2 separate regions of the Homo sapiens genome follow, and region 1 is linked to region 2. Evidence: read pairs that join two places in POLR2A ChIA-PET (ENCODE). Cell type or tissue: HepG2. All regions are shown on one strand. Each heading gives the region's core, and the rest is flanking DNA. Links, peaks and the distances in the headings are about the cores only.

Region 1 (9,700 bases), core at 647-8,646, 92 kb before region 2:
GCAAATGATCCTGAATGATCTCTGTGCTCATTAGCACCCCTGCACACATTCTGCTATTCTCTCAGCACACTCTAGTCTCTTGACTCCTGTTTGGAAAGCAATGTTTCACTATTTCCCTCAAATCCAGGCCACTTTTATTTCTCTTCATCAAGACGGGTTGTCTCTAGGGGTCAAGATGGGCAGAGGTTATGTTGAGTCAGCAAAGACTCTCTGCTTGGCAGGTCATGGTCACACCCATTCCCGTAACTTCTCCCAGCATGCAAGAACTAGAGGCCACTGCCCAGCCTCTGAGTCAATGCCAGGTTGTTCTCTAGAATAGGCTGCTCCTGACCCAGTAACCAGCTCCGGAAGTTTCCAGGCTTCTCAAAGGAGCCTTCTTCTTTGAAGGCTCCCACTTAGTGTTCTTGTCCCGTATTTATATGTCAATGCAATTCTCTCTTTCCTGCTGATCAAGCCATTCTGTTCATGGGTGGCATGGAAGAGGTCATAACCTCTGCAACCCTTCTATGTGTCAAGAAAGACCTCTAGACTCTGCTGATGAAATACGTGACCCTAATTGCCTCTCCATGCCAATGGCAGACTCATTCCCTGGCTGTTTCTGACATTACCACCAGCTGAGCTAAACCAACAGGACCCAAGTTCCTCAGGGAGCACATTGTTTGGGCAATTAGTGGTTGAGCTCCATGGAAGTGTGATCCATGACTGTTGCTATGTAACAAACTGTCCCAAACTTAGTGGTATTAAACAACCATGTTATTATGCTCATGGATTCTGTGGGTCAGGAGTTTGGAAAAGACACGGTGGAAATGGCTTGTCTCTGTTCTTTGATGACTGTGACATAGGCTGGCAAGACCTGCGGGCTATGCCTGGCTCAGTGACTGGGCTCCAGGAACATCCGAAGCCTTGGGCACTTGCATGACTGGCAGTGGATGCTGCCTCTCGGTCAGGACCTCAGTGAGACTGGCAGCTGGTGCATCTACATGTGTCCATGTGGTTGCCCAGGCTTCCTTCTTCCCCACATGGAGACTGCATCCCAAGAGTGAGCAAGGCAAGGTGTGTGACTTTTTATGATCTAGTCTTGGAAGTTGCCTCTTCACTTTTTCTGTATTCTATTAGTCAACATAGCCATAAAGGTCTGCTCAGGTTCAAGAAGAGCAGACCCATTATTCAATCGGAGGAGTGTCAAATAATTTGTAGATTAAAAAAATATATGTTTGACACATTCAGTAATGCTGGGTTCCTGTCATTTTTTCTGGCATGTGGCTGGCACCTAACTGATTCATTTGACTGAATGCTCCAACTAGAATCATCACGCGATGTTCTTTTGTCCCCAACATGAAGAGAGTGCTCGGGTGACATTCCATGTATGCCAGCTGCATTGCACCAATTCTTTGGTTGTGACTGTGTGAATAGTTGCAGGCATCATTCTGTGCAGTTTCAAATACATTAGGCTCATTTAAGCCCCTACAAACCCCGTGAAACAGGAAAGAAGAACATACTCCCACTCCCTTCCCAAGATTAAAACAAAATCCAGAATCTCTAAGCAAGGCCAATTGGTACTCAATTTTATCCCAAACCTGGTTTTCCACCAAAAGTTCTCTCATTTCATTTGTAGCTGTTTACTTTGCTGCTCCTGAATCCTTGGGAGGTAGAATTAAAGTTTCTGGGTGATGTTTTATTAAACATTTAAAGGAGAGGGGGCTCCTTTACAGCAGAGGCTTGCAAGCAGGTACAATTTTGCCCTCCAGGGAACATTTGGTAATATCTGGAGATACTGTTGATGATCACAACTAGGGGGTGGGTGCTGCTGGCATCTAGTGGGCAGAGGCCAGTGATGCTGCTGAACTTCCTGTAATGTACAGGATGCTCCCCCACACCAAAGAATTATGTGGCCCAAAATAGTGCCACTGTTGAGAAACGCTACTTTACAGGGGGTTTTATAATCCTTCTAATAAAATGAGGAAACTGGGGTTCAGAGAAGCTGAGTGACTTGCTTAAGATTCTACGACTAGTAAGTGATGAGCCAGAATGTAGACTCTCATCTTGAGATCTTCGGTCTCATGTCTTTATTTCCTATGGTACTTGAGCTGGCCTTGCCACCTGCCTGTAGAGAGAGGACTTGGAGTGGGGAGTGGGTATTCTTGCTTTCCTGGAATTCTGGGCATCCACCACACCCATCTAATAAGCAGAAGTCACTGGGATGGACATTGTGCTCCTGCAGTTTTCTTTACTCATTAGGATCCAGGGGCAGGGCTTACATGAGCAGAGTGAAGATTTCGGTAAGGCCTGGGTGGGAACTGGACTCTAACCTCCCAGATCGAGACTTGTAAATAACAACTGAAAAACTAGAGTACAGGGTGTGTGTGTGTGTGTGTGTGTGTGTGTTGTGTGTGTGTGTGGGGGGGGGGGTTCTGGGTGTGGTGTGGGAGGGAAGTAAGATCTTATCCCACAACAATAAGCAAACAGCTAATTACTTGTAATTTTGGAGATAATTGTTTTCTCCTCCTGCAAACATGCCAAACAGGAAATTAATTTAAACCCCAGAAAGTTCGAATCATCTGCAGATTGTCAGGAAAGAAACACTCATTATCCCCTTAGAGCCCCCATCATATCTAACAGGCAGGCTGAAAAGTGCAGCTGCAGCACAGGGCTGCCACCTCTGTGCGAGGTCCCCCCACTGGCTGGTGGCTGGAGAGTAACAGGACGGAGCCTCTAGCAGAGGCAGGACCGAGGCAGGCAGACGGGGCCCAGCTTCCCATTGACACCTGATTCATGCCACCTGATGCAGAATGTCTCACTGTGAGTCATCCTTGCTGATAGACCTATTCATCACTTTGAATTCCATGTCAGTGCAAGAGCTGGCTTCATTCGGCCTTGGATAAATGAGTCTTCAGGTAATAGATGACAGTTAAAATATCAGGCAAATGTTATCTCCAGTGAAAGACTTGGCTTTGCCCGCTTAGTCTGTTTTGCTTCTCAGCTTAAGGCAGTCTCTCTTCACTTCTAAGAGGGAGGATGAACACAATCCAGATTGTTCATTTAGATGAAGCATCTTCCTCCTCCTAACTTCTCACTGCTCGTGGGCCCGAGTTCACCAGGGAAAGCCTTCTAGGGTTGAGCAACAGAACAAAAGGAATGGGCTGCCCTGCCTTCCGAACCCAAGCAACCCGTGCATACAGTGTTTTAACTGTTCTGGAAAGAATGAAGCATTCATAAGCCCTTCCATTTTCAAGAAAAAAATTTCCTGTGACATTTTAATCCCCTTTTGTGCTGGAGAATTTTTAGAGTTTTCTCCTGCCAGTCATCTCAAATGTTTTGTATCTTTCCCTTTTAGCTGAATTGCGTATTATGAGCCATGACCCACAATAAAAAATAATGCCACTGTTATTGAATGAAAGTCTCGTTCTTTGGGTTATTCTGGGCTATGGGGTCAGCATATAAATGCTGACCTCTGAAAGTCCAAAGATGTTATCTAGTTGAGGCTTATGCCGGGAGAACAAAAATGAGCTGTGAGATGAAAATGACCACCTGGGATCTCCAATTTGGTTTATGTTTCCGTGAAATAGTTTCTATAAATGATATGAGTGGGTGCCACTGCATTTTCTCTAAAAGGAGCGCTGGCTTATTTCTGAGATCTCTTGTCTGTGTATGGAATTTTTGTAGTTACTCTCTATCTAAATTGGGGTTCTCAATCTCCCCACTATCGACATTTGGGGGCCAGGTAATTGTTTTTTGTGGGGACTGTCCTATGCATTGTGGGATGCTAAGAGGCATCCATAGTTTTTACCTCTGGATACCAGAAGAGATCTAACCCACAAGTTGTGAAAACCAAACATGTCTCCAGACATTGCCCTGTGTTCTCAGGGGAGCAAAAATCCCTGCAGATGAGAACCATTGAGCTAAATAAAAATAAGGATCCCTAGATAGATACAAATGAATTCATTCCTTTGTTCAATCTTTTAACAAATGTCTCTTAAATGTCTTCTGTGTACCAGAGTCTTCTTTGAAGATTGTAAATTGAGAGATGACTAGATCATAGTTATTGCCCTATAGGGACTTGGAGAGAAGACAGGCATGAATCTAAATAATTACACCAGGAATGCCCTCTAATGAAGACGGGAAGGACGTGGCTTAGGAGTTCAGAGGAATAAGTGTTAACTCTTCTTGAACTTATCAGATTTCCTGAAAATTCTGATTCTCCATTTATTCAGAAACACTTACGTTTTCAAGGGAAAAAAATCCTGTTTATTAAGATATTACACTACAGAGAGTTTCAAAGTCAAACTTATGAATTCTTTTATGTAAATGTTTTGGTAAGGTAAATTTTGGTTTCAAATGTAGATAAAAGAAGTCGCAATATCTAGATATTAGTTGATGTACAAAACATGTACATGAAAGGCTCTGAATGAACGGATTGGGTAACAGCTGTTCAAAGGGCTGAGTGAGCCCTGAGCTTGGACAGTGTCCAGGCTCTGTCTTAGGAAAGTGTCTGCCATGCTTTGAAGTCACAATTTTGAACCTTTGTTCACAGTAACAGACAAAAGTGGATGTTTACACTTCCTGGGGCTTCAGATTTGATGACCTCCCCCGTAAAATGTAGAGGGCAGTAAGATGAAACAGAAATAGACCTGCCTCCACTGTTGAAGCAGCGTTGGCAATGGCTGCCCACTGTGAGCTGCAGCGAGCACAGCTCCCAGACCACCAGCTGGAAATCCACCCCTTTCTCTTTCATTGCAAATAAGTGCGAAAGATGCTACGATAAGGTTTTGAATCTATGGCAAATGAATATTTGAAATCCTTTGTATGTTTTAACTATGTGGGAGGTACTGTGATGTAATCATGAAGAACACTAGCTGGAAAGTTAGAAAGACCTGGGTTAAAACCCAGGCTCCACCAGGCCTAGATGTTTGACCATGGACCAGTTATCTAACCCCATGCTGCCTCAGGTTCTTTGTAGAAATTAGACTAATCCTTCCCACCTCAAAGGATTGTTATGAGGTAATTATAGGAGATATTTTAACTGTCTAATTTTTTTTTTTTTTTTTTTTTTTGGAGATGGAATCTCACTTTCTTACCCAGGCTGGAGTGCAGTGGCACGATCTCGGCTCACTGCAACTTCCACCTCCTGAGTTCGAGCATTATCCTGCCTTAGCTTCCTGAGTAGCAGGTCCCTCCCATGACATGTGGGAATTATAGGAGCTACAGTTCAAGATGAGATTTGGGTAGGGATACAGCCAAACCATATTAATATGGAAGGTCATCATTGCCTAGGAAGTGCCTGCATAAATAGATATAAGTTGAGCTTTTAATTTGCTTTCAGTTCAGGTTAAATTTGGAATATTGGTAATGATTTTTAAACTCAAGCAAGCGTATTGTCACTTTTTGGCGATTTCCTAGGCCCAACTGAACCATAAACAGAGGATTCCTTTGCTCTTGATCTTTTGAGACCTAATAAGAATGCACAAACCACTTTCAGTGCTCTCTTTGCATGACAACTATGTAGATGTGATGGAGTCTGGCAATGTCAAAAGAAAGGAAGCATCCTCTACCCAGGGTTGAGATTGCATCAGATCATGGGAACTGACACCAAAGCCAGTGTGAAGTTTAAGAGTGGAGGCATTGCTGAGAGTCCCATTTTGAAGAGGTCCTTTTTATTCCTGTGCACATTCTTGCCCAATATCCTCCTTACTGATATATGCTTCTCTATTAATTTTTAATTTCTACCAAAATCTCAGAAAGAAGATACTGTCAGTCCCTATGAAAACAAGGACTGTAACAATCTCACAAGTTTGTTTCTCAAAAGATAATTTTTCTCATCCATTCCTGCATTTATTCATTCAACATTTATTCAGCAACTGTTAGATGCTGGGCAAGACAAGATGTGGGCCCCACCCTCCAGGAGCTTCCATTCTAGTGGGGGCAGGGGAGGAAGGGAGGGAGGTAGAGAGGTAATGATAGTACAGGACAGAAGTACAAGGGTAGGCATTAGTGCAGGATCCAAGGGGAGCTCCAGAATCCATACTAAATGCTTAGGGAAGGCTTCCAAGATTAGGCAATGTTCCTGTTGACTTTTGAAAGAGACAGCCCAGCAAAGATAGAACAGAAAGATGTTGTTTTCCAACAGTATGGCACAACACTTGAAGAACAGAAAGACACTTATAGGAGAAAGATCTCATGTGCTGTAGTCAAGCACAGTGAGAGAGCATGGTCTGTTCTAGGAAGAGCAAATTAAGGAGAAACCTTGTTTTCTGTATGGAAGCAAAGGCCTAGATAGGTCACTGTGGCTCCAGAGTTGAGCATGCATTGCAGAATTCCATTGCACTGATCCCTGTTATCCTTCTCCAAATCAGCCTGACCATAAAAGGGTTTGTGGCTCTATTAAGTCCTTGTGTAAGAAAAACTACACATAAAGATTTAATTGAAAATAATTGCAAGAATGGTTCTCGGAAATATTCCACTACTCTGCATTTAGAAATAGCCTGAAATGTTTTGTAATCCATCTGCGTGCCTTCCAGCTAGAGAGCGTGCAAACAATACACACTGAAAAGGCCACTCTTTTTTTTTTTTCTTTCTTCCTAATCTCCAGCATTGACGATTGCATGGTGTCTTGTGTGTTTCTGGTCTTCATAGCCATTAAACTATTTCTAAGTTGAATCGAAATCCAGTTGAAACCTGTTCTTTTTTGCTCTTCTTCTATTGAGAACATAGAACAACTGCTCTCTAGCACATCTATTTTTTTAGGAAAATGGTTATGGAAGCATTCACTCCAATCACATAATATGGGTGGGCAATTGCTTGCTTTAACTACGCCAGATAAAAGATGACCCCCAATTCTCCATGGCAACCAGAATCATTGACGATCAAGCCAGAGGAAGATGCTTTGTGTAAATTGTGTAGCTAGAAGGAGATTTGCAAATGAGGGGACTCTCACTGGCTTAACCCAAGAAGCTGATAAAGGGGAGCTGTCCATTTAAAATGCATCAGAGCCTTATCACATTCATATAAAACAAAATGACTAAATGAAGCAGCTGGAAGATTATAGTGAGTTTTAATTATCTTTTAATAGCCAAAGGGCTCTTGCCAACACATGCTGATAACCTGTCACTTGTTATGTGTCATATAATCTCCATTTATGAGTCTCAGCTGTTACAAATTGAAAATATATTTACAGTGATGATCTTTCCTTGTTAAATGCAAATTCCCAGAAATGTTCAAACTGCAAGGTATCCTCACAGCTTTGTTTCTGTTACCCTCTTGTGTGGAATTGAAAAGGCTGGTAATACTAAACAAATAATAATAACCAACCTTCTTCTTGTTCATAATTTATGACTCTCATTATGAGTATAATAATACCAGTTCTTAAAAAGTAAGGGTAAAATAATTCCTGAGGCTTGGAGATTATATTTCTGAAATTGCTTACAAATCCTTTTTTAATGGTAATCCACATTTTTTTCAAATCTGCCTGCCACCTTCTCCTCCTCTCCTTAGGTGTATCCATCTCAAATGTCTTCAGGCTCCAGGGCTCCAAGGCAGCTGCTGTGATGTCATTCATATTCCCTCTATATTCCCTAGATAGATAGGTAAAGATATAGGTATAGATATAGGTACACTTTTATATACCATGCTTGGCATTCAGTACATGTGGGATCAAATGAGAAAAAGTCTTGCAAAGTTGCTGACCCCTTCTACTTGTCTTCTTGCCTTGACCTCACTGGTATCTCATTTCTCTGCTTCTCTTGACTATTTTTACTGATGTCCTTGGTAGCAGCTCTTATTCCTCTGCCCAGCTCTGTGTTTCCCAAGATTTAGTTCCCATTCATGGTCTTATCACCAAATTTACATGGATAATTCCCAGATCTACATCTTCAGGTCAGACTTTGCACCTTTTTTCCAGTTCTATATGTCAAATGGCCTTAATTGAACATCCTTAATTATATAGTCATGATCTCTTCCAATCAACAAGTTTAACAACTGAATATGTTAATTTTATGTCTGAAAACTTTTCCTGTTTTGGTTAGAGCTTCATTTGCTCTGCCTATCTTCTTGATAAGAAACTTTGTGTTATTTTGTAGCTTTTGTATCTGTATATAGTGAGTCTGTAAGGACTACCTTCGAGATCTGGCATAAAGATTAAATTATTCTTTATTTCCACTGCAAACATTGTGGTTCAAATACAGAAACTTGTCTATTTACTTTCAACTTTAAAAATTTAATATATAAACAAATTATACTTTATTGAAATCTTCATCAGTCCTGCTCATCACCTACAGATGGGGTTAGCAGCAATGAGTCAACATTTTTGTTTCTGCCATCTTGTTTGTTAACATGCTTGTCTCGTTTAAGCTTGACTAGGAAGGTTTTTTGCAGTCATTTTGAACTGATTCTGGTTTGTTAAATGCAAAGCAGTATTCATTCAGAATTTAAAAGCAGTTCAAAGTTCTATTAAGAAAAAAATACCCCTATGATTACCATGGAAACAAAAGCAGATGTTTCAAAAAAATTTTAAAGAGAAGAAAATGTGCTGCATTGTGGACTTGGGATGAATAGTTTGCTAGCTGCTGAACTGTCAATGTGCTGATGGGTTCTGAAGGAACAGGAGTAAATAATAGAACAAGTGAAAACTGTGGGGCCTGGGTACCTGGTGATCATTTGCAAGAGGGGAGGAAGTGAGGCGGACACAATGGCAACACTGCTGACTGTAGGGCTGGAGGAGCAGCCTCTTAGTCACCAGGGCCAGCAGGAGCCCTCTCAGGAAGGCCGAGCCAGTGAGGGTGCAGGTAATGAAATGCACATCATTGACCCAGGATCATTTCTTAGTTCCCATGCCTGTAAAAATCTGCACATCAGAGTGGTCACAGCCCAGGGCTGGTGACAGGTTCAAGGCATGTTCAGAATTTGGGACGCCACGAAGCCAAATTTGAAAATTCATTTTGAAGATGAATCCTTTGTTATTGTTGAGTGTATACTTGGCTCCTTTAGTATTTCAGTAGGCTTCATTAATGAACACATTTGGAAAGTGGTCAGATGAAGATAATCAACTTATGTATGTATATTTATGCTTTTTATTTATACTTGATATAAAAATTGACCTGCATACATGTGCTCTTTCTTTAGTGCTTATGAAGAGTCTTATACTACCTGTAGACCATCATGATATGTGTCAGTTTGGGGAACATGAGCAGAAGGGCCAGTAATTAGTGTTAGCTCCTCAACTCAGAGTAGATAGAACTCCTGGAGGTCTCTTCCCTGCACAGTTGCAAGCAAGGGTTTGTGCCTTTGCCATGAGCCGTCCCCTCCCTGCCCTGGAGGGAGTGTGGCAGAAATGAAGTTAAGGATGGAAATCTCTTTATGCACAACCCTTGTTTGTTGGGGAGGAACAGGCATTTTGGGGCTCACTCTGGTTCAGTCTGATTTTTTTCTGTCTCTAGCAGCCTCAGTAGGTATGGCCTTTGTAGTAAGAAGAGAGGAATCATCTCTGTGAAAAAACTTACCATCAAGGCACACTGTACTATGAAAACTCTCCCTTCCCATTCACCACCACATCTACTAGGCTGGGAGAGGGTGGACAGGGGTATGGTTGATGGCAACAGGGTGTGCGGGCCCTGGAGGATGGAGTTTGGCCCAGTTGTGAGCGGTTCTCTTTAGAGAGGGTGGGCCTGGATAAATATTTTTCTTAGCTTTGATAATAATAGTGAAAGTC
Region 2 (9,700 bases), core at 521-8,520:
CCAGCTACATGTCTGATAATAATAAATTTTAATTTGGGCCTCATTTGAATTTTTGGTCATTTAGAAAGGATACCCAATACCTTTCAGTGAGCTATTGAAAAAGTATTTGCTATGCTGAGAAAAACGTAAAACAAAATGTACATACTTAAAATGCTTAGCCAAGAGAACACACTGTTCCCAAGCATGCTAGAAGCACGCTAGACACACCAGCTTAAAAATACAATGAGGTTGTAATGTGAGATGAGGCCTGCAAACCTGGGCAGCAAATTTGCTGTGCTCACTATGTTTCCTGACTTGCCTGAGGTCCTACAGAGCCTTGTCCACAGACTGTCTGTAGCTAAGAGACTACATTAAAGAAACAGCTTGTAAATCTCTTTTAACTCCCATAGACTTCCAGCCTTCTCCACCGTCAGTCTACACTGGTGAGGTCCTATTGAACTCTTTTCTCTTGGCTACCTTGATGTTATAATCTTCCTACAGGGAAATGCAATTGGCAGTATTCAAAAATCAAATATTTAAAAAATAAGCATCATTCTCGAAACAAAGTAAATTTCCCATTTTTTTTACAAATAAGATCATTATATAAGAAAATATTCGCAATGTATTCTTAAGTGAAAAAAGCAGTCAACCAAAGATATTAGCATAGTACTGTTTTGACAGATAACATATATAAAGTTAGGTGTTCATAATGGGGCAAGAGTTGACTTTTTTCATTCATTGTGACTTTCTCTATTAGGAAGTTTTCAACACTGGGCATGTATAATTAAGAAACATGATAATATGTTCATGTGAAAACCCACATCGGCCATGGTTTGTTTCCACGGTGCCTTTGTTCTCATGCCCATGGTAGTGGGTGCCTCCCCAGGTGCTAGCAAGAGCTTCCCTCTGCTGGGTCTGTCTGAGGATAGTGGTCACATCATGCTCAAAGCATGTGTAAGGCAACTGAGGCAAAGCCAGTGACTTTGCCTTAAGTGGAATCGCAGATATATGGCTGAATAGCACGGGTAGCACCACACCAACCACTGAACTTACTGAGTAAAACAGTGAAAATGTTTGCTAGACCAGGCTACCAGTGGAAACACTGGATATCTCCCTTTTCAACCAGTTGATTTCAGCCCCCAAATGACTATTGGTCTCCTTAGACTAACAGGGATGGGGTGCTCTTAAGAATCAGGTCACCTTATGTGGGTGGTGGTGATAGGGCTAGGGAGTGTGCTTGGAGGCAAGAGGCGTCAGCCCTACATAAACCATGTAGAAGAGGCTCCTTGCAGAAAGAGGTTCCGTTATCAGAATACGTAGGGAAGGATGTTGGACAGACAAAAATAGATACCTGCCAGAGAGCAAAATGAAATAATTATTACATAGAATAGTTACAAAAATTACATAGAAATCTTTTCATAATACCAAGCTGAATGGATTGGATTTTCACCAGCAAAGCAGCACAGTAACCTCCGTAGAGATTGGTGGGCCCTTCTGTCCAGGTCCACTCTCTGGTTTCACTCCACACTCAGGTTTTCCATGAGACAGCTACAGTGAGCTGAGGCTTTGCCTTGCAGCCCTGGAGCTGCTACAGGGGTGGGTAAGGGTAGCAAATGGAGAACAAATAAAACTGTCAAAATGTGATTTTAATAGCTCTTAATGCTTTTACATAATATTATGCTGGCTAGCAAGAGAACAATAAAAAAGAGTTTTTCACACTTTTCTCCTCAAATGTCATTTAAATCTCATTAGGTAGATCTTTGTGAAATGATGGCACTGGCAATAATGATTCCTTTTTAGTTCTCCAGTCATTTTGGCCAGTGGAAGGGCCTGGGGAAAAGCATTAGTATTTGGCTGATTGGTATTAGTAGGGGCCATGAAGAATTAATAAAAATTGTAAGACTTTTTTACCCTTCCCCCCTCAATTGGATGGGCAAACTCAGATTTGATAGGGGTTAATTATGCCAGATTATTTTGCTTGTTTTGTCACTAGCTGGTAAATGAGAGTTGGCTTTGTCCTTAAATTGAGGTATCAAGATGTTGGGACTGCAGCTAGGGTGGGGGAATATGAAATGAGGGTGTGTGTTTGAGAGACATTTGGGCAAATAGAATGGCAAGTTGGGTATAGGAAATGATGCTACACGAGGAGTCACCTGCCATGGCTAGGACAGGGCTGCTTCTAATTTATGATATTTACTCATTGCAGTTTTGTTGTCATTTAAGCCTGAGGTCTAAAAGTTTAAGTGCCTGCCCATTAAAGCAAACAAAAAAAATCATCTTATTTGAATGATTGATTTATCTGGGTTCTGGTTAAAATTTGGTTATTCATGTATGTATCTGAATAGGATTTCAGTTCGTTATCCATGTTGCTGTCATAAAAAATGAAATGCAGCTATTATCTGAGGAGCCTTTTAAATAAAATTTCCCTGGCTAGCTTCAGCCCCATTGCACTGTCCAACCAGAATTTTAAGTTCCAAAAGGAGTGTTGTTTTCAAAATTTTTAAATTTTTCATTTTTGTGGGGACATAGTAAGCGTATGTATATATTTATGGGGTACATGAGATATTTTGATACAGGTGTGCAATATGAACTCATTACATCATGGAGAATAGGGTATTCATCCCCTCGGGCATTTATTCTTTGTGTTACAAACAATCCAATTATACTCTTTTAGTTATTTAAAAATGTACAAATAAGTTGTTATTGACTGTAGTTACCCTGTTGTGCTATCAAATAGTAGGTCTTATTCATTCTTTCTAATTTTTTTTTGTACCCATTAATGATCCCCACCTCTCCTCCAGCCCCCACTACCCTCCTCAGCCTCTGGTAACCATCCTTCTAATCTCTATGTCCATGAGTTCAATTATTTTGATTTTTAGATCCCACAAATTAGTGAAAACACGTGATGTTCCAAAGGGAGTTTTCTAGAAGGATTCCTGGCTGCCCACTTCTTCTCCACCATGTTATCCTTTTCATCTTCAGGATCTGAGCTCACCACATTCCCTGGGCTGGAGGGGTGCGAACTCTTTCATAGGTCACTTCCCACTCTCTGTCTTTGAGCTTTCTAGGCTGCAGAGCCCCTGTCTTGTGGGTCTTCCCCATTTGTTCTTCATGGCCTGGCTCTCTGGGACTGTCTTGCTGAACACTACATTTTCATTGTAGTAAAGGTAATAATAAAACAGAAAAAGGCATAGGATTCATGTAATGCCAAGAGAAAATATAATATTCTGTGCTTCTCTCCAAGACTTGCTGACTCATAATTAGGTTTAGAGCATGTCTAGAAATTAGGTGTTTTCTCGTTACTATCCGCTGTATTATATGGGAGCGGGAAGCAAATCTGAGCTTGAAAATCTATTAGGCAGCACTTTATCCATGACTCAGGAGCAACTCACCACATTTTCCACACGTTACAGATGGAATGTATGTTTTCCTATTTCCTCTGAAATACTTGTGTGGTTATCAAAGTAGGAACCTTCAAATACAGACTCTCAACTGGGTACTAAATAGAACTTTTGAGCAATGCAATAATTGCCTTTTGTACCTTCCCAGAGGAAAGCCCAAGTTAGCCCAGGCAGCACAATTCAGCTAAGCTGTGTTTTGAACAGCAGTTGTGGAACTCAGAGACTCCTTTTCTGATAGAAATGCTTTCAATAGCTTTTCTTTCCAGCTTGGTTCCCTGGATGTTTCTGAACCATGTGTCCATGGCAGGAATGGGTACATGGTAGGAACATGCTGGTCACACTTAAGTGGAAAACCCTCACACAAGAGACAAATCTCAAGCTTTTGAAATCATCAGTCCCTGGAGTAACAGTAGATTAGGGGATGACAGAAGAGGCAGGCGTTCCGGGGCAGGAGCCACCACAGGCTCTGTTTCCTTGGATTTAATGACAAAGTTCAATCTAGATTTAACCAGATCTGTGGAACTAGGCGGTAGGGTTTTGCTCTTCCTGGTGATGCCTGAGTAAGATCTGGCCTTTGGTCTATTTTCCTAACATATACCAAATAGCTCTGGCACATCAAACATCTTACTGCACAGACACTGAGCTTTCAATGTTGAGGTACAATCGCAGGCCCAGGGTGATGTTAGTGTAGATCATTTCTGTGCAGTGATCCCAAGAACGCCCTGTACACTCCAGCTTTGGCTATGGGGAAAAATTAGCATCATAGTAAATGGAAATACAATGACCTGACAGGGACCCATCCTAACAGCGGAGGAAAGGGCCTTGGTAAAGACTTGTGATAATAGGCTGTTTAATTTTGTTTGGAGAGACTGGACTTTCAACAGATGAACTTCTTTCCCCTTGGATTCATATTTGTCTAACAGAGTTGTGGTTGGGAAATGATCCAGGATTCACAAGGTCAAAAAGTGACCTGGTTCACATACTGTAGACTCCTCCTATCTCACTCCACAGCTTCCCCAGGCAGGTGGTCCGGTGGGCTGTTGGTGCATCCACACCAAAAATGGTCACCCAAGGGACATATCAACCTCTTGGGCTTGGCCCTCAGAGGTTCTGGCAGGCTCATCAAACTCAAGTCTCAATTCCAAATAATCAACTTTCCTCTTCTATGCCGCACTCTACAGCTTGAAATCATTCCAATGTGCTTGATTAATGAACATTTTGTTATAATGCATGGGGAATTAAGGCTATTAGTGAAATTTTTAAAACAATAATACACTGGATTTTAGCTTTTTTTCATGAGAAAATACATTTTCATAGGCAATCTAGTTGTAGTCTTTCTTAAAGTTATCCCAAGAGTGAAAGAATGAAGGAATGTTGAATAAACATTTTTAGCCTAATCTTTGGAACTTAAAAAAAAAATTCCATTAAAAAAAAAAAGAATTGTAAAGAAGAATGCCCTCTTTTCCCCTAGTGCCCTGGTTCCCTGGTGTATAAATAAGACATTTTTCCCTGCCTGAAATTCAGCCTTTGTCTTCTATGATCTGTGGTTTTGTTATTATCCACATACTTATGGATCTACATTGAAGATTATCTTAGCAGACACATAACAAGGACCTTTGTATTACCCGCTCGTTTTCCACCCACTCCCGGGTAAGCCTACTTATGCAGACTTACCTGGAACAATTTTGCTTTGTAATAACTTGCACAAAGCTCACCAGTGTCTCCATGATTAAGAAGGCAGAGTACTAGGGTGCGGCTGTGGGACTCACAATTTTATCTCTCTTGTGTTTTTCAGAAATTGAGGCAAAAGAAGCATGTGACTGGCTCCGTGCTGCCGGGTTCCCGCAATACGCTCAGTTATATGAGGGTACGTCAGCCCTTCGCTTCGCTCTTACACAGAGAATAAATCCAAAATGAACCACACGTATCCTGTGGTGTGTTTTGACTTCCAGATTTTTTTTTCTCGCCCATTTTGCTTCGCTTTCTTTTTCCCTCGGCCTTTTTGCTATGCCCAGGGGTTATCCTGATACCAATTTAGAAATGAATATCACTTCCCAGGCCCACTTTACTTTCTGCTTCCCACTACTAATTCCCATCTCTTTACCGCAAACCCCAACTCGACGTTTTCCTTCCAGCATTCTGCCATCAGCAGCTTTTCTGCACTTCCTTCTTTTTCTCCTTGTTTTTCCTTTACTACTCTCACTTTTCTTGAAATCACAATGAACTCACTGTTAAAAAACTTCCTAGAAGTCACAAAATTAATTATCCTGAAATTTCTGTTTAATTCTGTTTACTTTATATGAAAAATGTCAAGATATAACATGAATCAGATGTTATTCTTCCGAGTTTTAGGTAAGGTGTCTTATTGCTAGCATTACACTTCCTTTCATTGATTTTTTTTTGGTTTTTTTTTTGTTTTTTTTTGAGATAGAGTCTGGCTCTGCCACCCAGGCTGGAGTGCAGTGGTACAATCTCCACTCGCTGCAACCTCCGCCTCCTGGGTTCAAGCAATTTCCTGCCTCAGCCTCCCAAGTAGTTGAGATTACAGGCGGGCACCACCACACCTGGCCAATTTTTGTATTTTTAGTAGAGACAGGGTTTCACCACGTGGGTCAGGCTGGTCTCGAACTCCTGACCTCAAGTGACTTTCCCACCTCGGCCTCCCTAAGTGCTGAGATTACAGGCGTGAGCCACCACCCAGCCTTTTCATTGATTCTTTAATTGACAGTTAATAGACATACTCATGTCCCTTATATCTAAAGTTATAACCAAAGCTTTTAACTTCTTCTCGGATTGTCCTTATCTAGTAATGAACTAGTCAGGACCCCAACAATGAGCAGGTGGCAGGCTCAAGGCCATTTACAGAGGATTTGTTTCTAACAGTGCTCATTGCAAAGGTGCAGGCAGGACAGGGGGTGGCCACGAGGAACGGTGCACAGTGCAAGAGCCCAGGGCTTGTAGTGGCACAGCTGTCACTACCATGAGCCCAAAGGGACAGGCCAAGGAAGAGAGTGCCAGAGCCCAGGAGGAGAGAGGAGCCTCAAACCAGACCCTAGGAAGGAGCACAGCTGGCAAGAGGCAGCCTTCCATGAAAAAAAATCACAAGTGTCTCCCTCCCTCCCTCACTAGCCGAGCAAGACAGCTTCACTCTGGAACCATCTGTAAGTCACTCACATGATTTTTTTTCACCAGAAGGGGAATTATGTCTGTTTCCAACTCATGCTAAAATTTAGATACCCTTAGATTTATCATGACTGGCAAGGTGTAGACAGCACAAAATACAAGATGAGATAAAGGAAAAAGTGGCAAGTCAATGATAGTGACCCAGCATGGTTACATTTGGCTATGTCCTCTATTCCAATGAGCTGCAGATTGCTACCTCCATGAACGAGGTACCCAGAATTCACACCATGTTCTAAATATTGCCTGTGACCTTCAAAGCTGGCATGAATTGTCTGTTGGAGGGAAGTAGTGTTCGAATTATTCTTTTTGGATAGAATCAATTTGAGTATTTTGCTGATACTCCAGAGTGATAAAGATTTTGCTACTAAAAAAAATTTCAGATGATAGAACTTTGGGTATTTTTGGAAATTTCCTTTTTGAAGGAAAAAAATCTGCCAAATTAAGTATTTCGTGAAACCATCAAGATAGACGCCAGTGACCTACGTGTTAGGTGGATGGTGAAAGCACAAAAGCTCTTCTCTGAGGCCACATCCACCTAAGACTGTAATAAGGATGAGCTAGAAAAATGCAGGCACTTAGTGTTCAATCCTATCCAAGGTCAAGCACTTGACTATCCTCATATTTCGCACTTATATTGTACTCCTAAAAGCATTTACAGTGATAGCAATTTTTTGCTCTCTTAAACATTCCCAACAATGATGATGGGCAGTCACTGCTATTAAAATCAGTGGCTTTTACAGACCTTGAAGGTCTGAATATGTTGGTGCTCATTCAGATAAAACAAAGTACATCAACTTCTTTGTCTTTCTCTCTCAGATTCACAATTTCCCATCAACATTGTGGCTGTCAAGAATGATCATGATTTTCTTGAAAAGGACCTTGTAGAACCTCTTTGCAGGTAAACCATGTGAAGTATTTTTGTTTCTTTCCACTGTTCAGTCTGCAACAGGCATCACTATACTGAAGGGCGAGCTCAGCTATTCGGCAAGTATTCACTGAGTGCCTACCATGTGCCTGACCCAGGTGCAGGTTCTAAATGTACTACTGTTAATGAGCATGATCAGTTTGTGTTTTCATGGAGCTTAAATCCTAGCAGGGGCCTTTGGACACTAGATTAGGAAAATGACAGAGAAAGAAGAGAGAGAGAGTGAGAGTGAGAAAAAGAAAGAAGGAGGGGGAAAGTTTATTTCAGAGAGTATAAATGCTATGGTCAAGCTAAAACAACATGGGGATGTAGACAGTGATTGGGGGTGTGGATGGGTCAGTAGAGGGAAGAAGCATGAGCAGGCTCAGCATGTGTGGTGAGGGAAGGCTCTGAAAAACTACGAGTGTGTCAAACTTGGCTGTATTTTTTGCAAAGTCAAGTGATTATCTCCTCAAACTCGTGTGTATGAACTCAAGTAATTGTAGCACCAAACTGGCCTATTTAAGCTATTAGTTTGTGATAGATAGTGTAAGGAGACAAAGATGTATATATGGATAATTTCTTCCCCTTAAAACAACGTATTATCTTGTTGAAGAAACTCAGTTGAAGAAATGAGGTGTGAATACCTGAGCAAATAACAATTATAATTTGGGTAATAATAAAAGATCCAGGAAAAGCTATATTCCTGAAGAATTAAATGCTGCCTGAGAGGTGGTGTGTCTGTAGGAATTTGAAGTTTCATAATTAAAGCCCTGAAGAGAGGTCAGAGCTGAAGATAAGGATTAGTTATGGGAGATGAGTCATTTTACCAAGGCCATACAGCTAGTTTAGGGCCAAAATGACCTTAAAACCCAGTATTCCTAATGCTAAATCCAATGTTCTTTCTAGTATATTCTGCATTTGACATAAATAAGGTAGTAGTTTAAAGGGAAAGTAATGATTAGCAAAACTTATGAAGACAGGAGCGATCAACGCACATTAAATAGTGTGTAAATTACCTAATCCTAGGCTTGCTGAATCTTCAGACACGTATATACATAATATATTTTTGTGTCACAAACCAGTCACTCTGTGTTTTCTATATGAAGAGAAAATAGGTTTGTGTTAAGAAATGATCTCTGAATGTTCAAGAAAATAATACTATGGGCTTGCTTACATGGGTGGAAGAGCAAAGAACTCCTCAAATCATAAATGACAGGACTAAGTTATTTGGACGAGAAAACAAACAAACTCAAAATGACATTTATGAGAGCTTATGAAGTGAATGGATGATTTGGTTGTGATTCTGTAAAGGTAATGAATTGGAAAGACAGTGTTTCCTCTTCTGCATGTCTAAGGTACACAGCAAGCAGGAGCAGATTCCTCCTCATAAGCATTCACTCCACTCAGAGCCATGTAGCCAGCACTTCGTCCTGAGTTTTATCTCTCAGTTTTAACCACATATTTTTTTGCTAGTTGGCTTTTTTTAATATTTGAAAAATTATATATTATTTTTTCCCATTGAATTTTTGAAATGTTTTCATTAAGTTGAGGTATAACATATATATATGTTATATATATATGTTATATATATATGTTTTATATATGTTATATATATGTTTTATATATATGTTATATATATATATGTTTTATATATATGTTATATATATATGTTTTATATATATATATGTTATATATATATGTTTTATATATATATATATATATTTTTTTTTTTTTTTTTGAGACAGAGTCTTGCTCTGTCGCCCAGGCTGGAGCACAGTGGTGCAATCTCAGTTCACTGCAAGCTTTACCTCCTGGGTTCAAATGATTCTCCTGCCACAGCCTCTAGAGTAGCTGGGACTACAGGCATATGCCACCACACCTGGCTAATTTTGGTATTTTTAGCAGAGATGGGGTTTCACCATGTTGGCCAGGCTGGTCTGAAACTCCTCCTGGCCTCAAGTGATCTGCTCACCTCAGCCTCCCAAAGTGCTGGGATTACAGGTGTGAGCCACCGAGCCCAGCTGAGGTATAACATTATTGATATGGTTTGGCTCTGTGTCCCCACCCAAATCTTATCTTGAATTGTATTCCCATAATTCCCACATGTTATGGGAGGGACCCAGTGAGAGATAATTTGAATCATGAGGGCGGTTTCCTCCATACTGTTCTCATGGTAGTGAATATGTCTCATGAGATCTGATGGTTTTATCAGATCTTTCTGCTTTTGCAT

The links. ChIA-PET counts read pairs that join two places held together with the same protein. Peaks named below come from ENCODE experiments on the same cell type or tissue, not always from the same donor. Only the 100,000 strongest peaks of a DNase experiment are listed, where the experiment ranks them.
Region 1: POLR2A ChIA-PET joins it to region 2 with 10 read pairs; 3 of 35 experiments call an interaction of 5 or more read pairs at or near these places.

The regions. Positions count from the first base shown.
Region 1 is chr13:33,255,348-33,265,047 of GRCh38, reverse strand. The region is part of intron 1 of STARD13 (StAR related lipid transfer domain containing 13); the gene reads left to right. Among named protein-coding and RNA genes, the nearest start is that of STARD13-AS, 17 kb to the left of the region's middle. RefSeq lists an enhancer at 4,162-4,662. In HepG2, for the core only: a CTCF peak has its summit at 2,661; DNase peaks (open chromatin) are centred at 2,797, 3,157, 4,527, 6,137 and 1 weaker place; H3K4me3 peaks cover 818 bases.
Region 2 is chr13:33,163,098-33,172,797 of GRCh38, reverse strand. It overlaps STARD13 (StAR related lipid transfer domain containing 13), which reads left to right. Exons shown (of 14, transcript NM_178006.4): 2 at 5,176-5,247; 3 at 7,380-7,461. Among named protein-coding and RNA genes, the nearest start is that of STARD13-AS, 110 kb to the left of the region's middle. In HepG2, for the core only: no CTCF peak of the experiment used is centred there; DNase peaks (open chromatin) are centred at 3,567, 4,267, 4,997 and 8,267; H3K4me3 peaks cover 559 bases.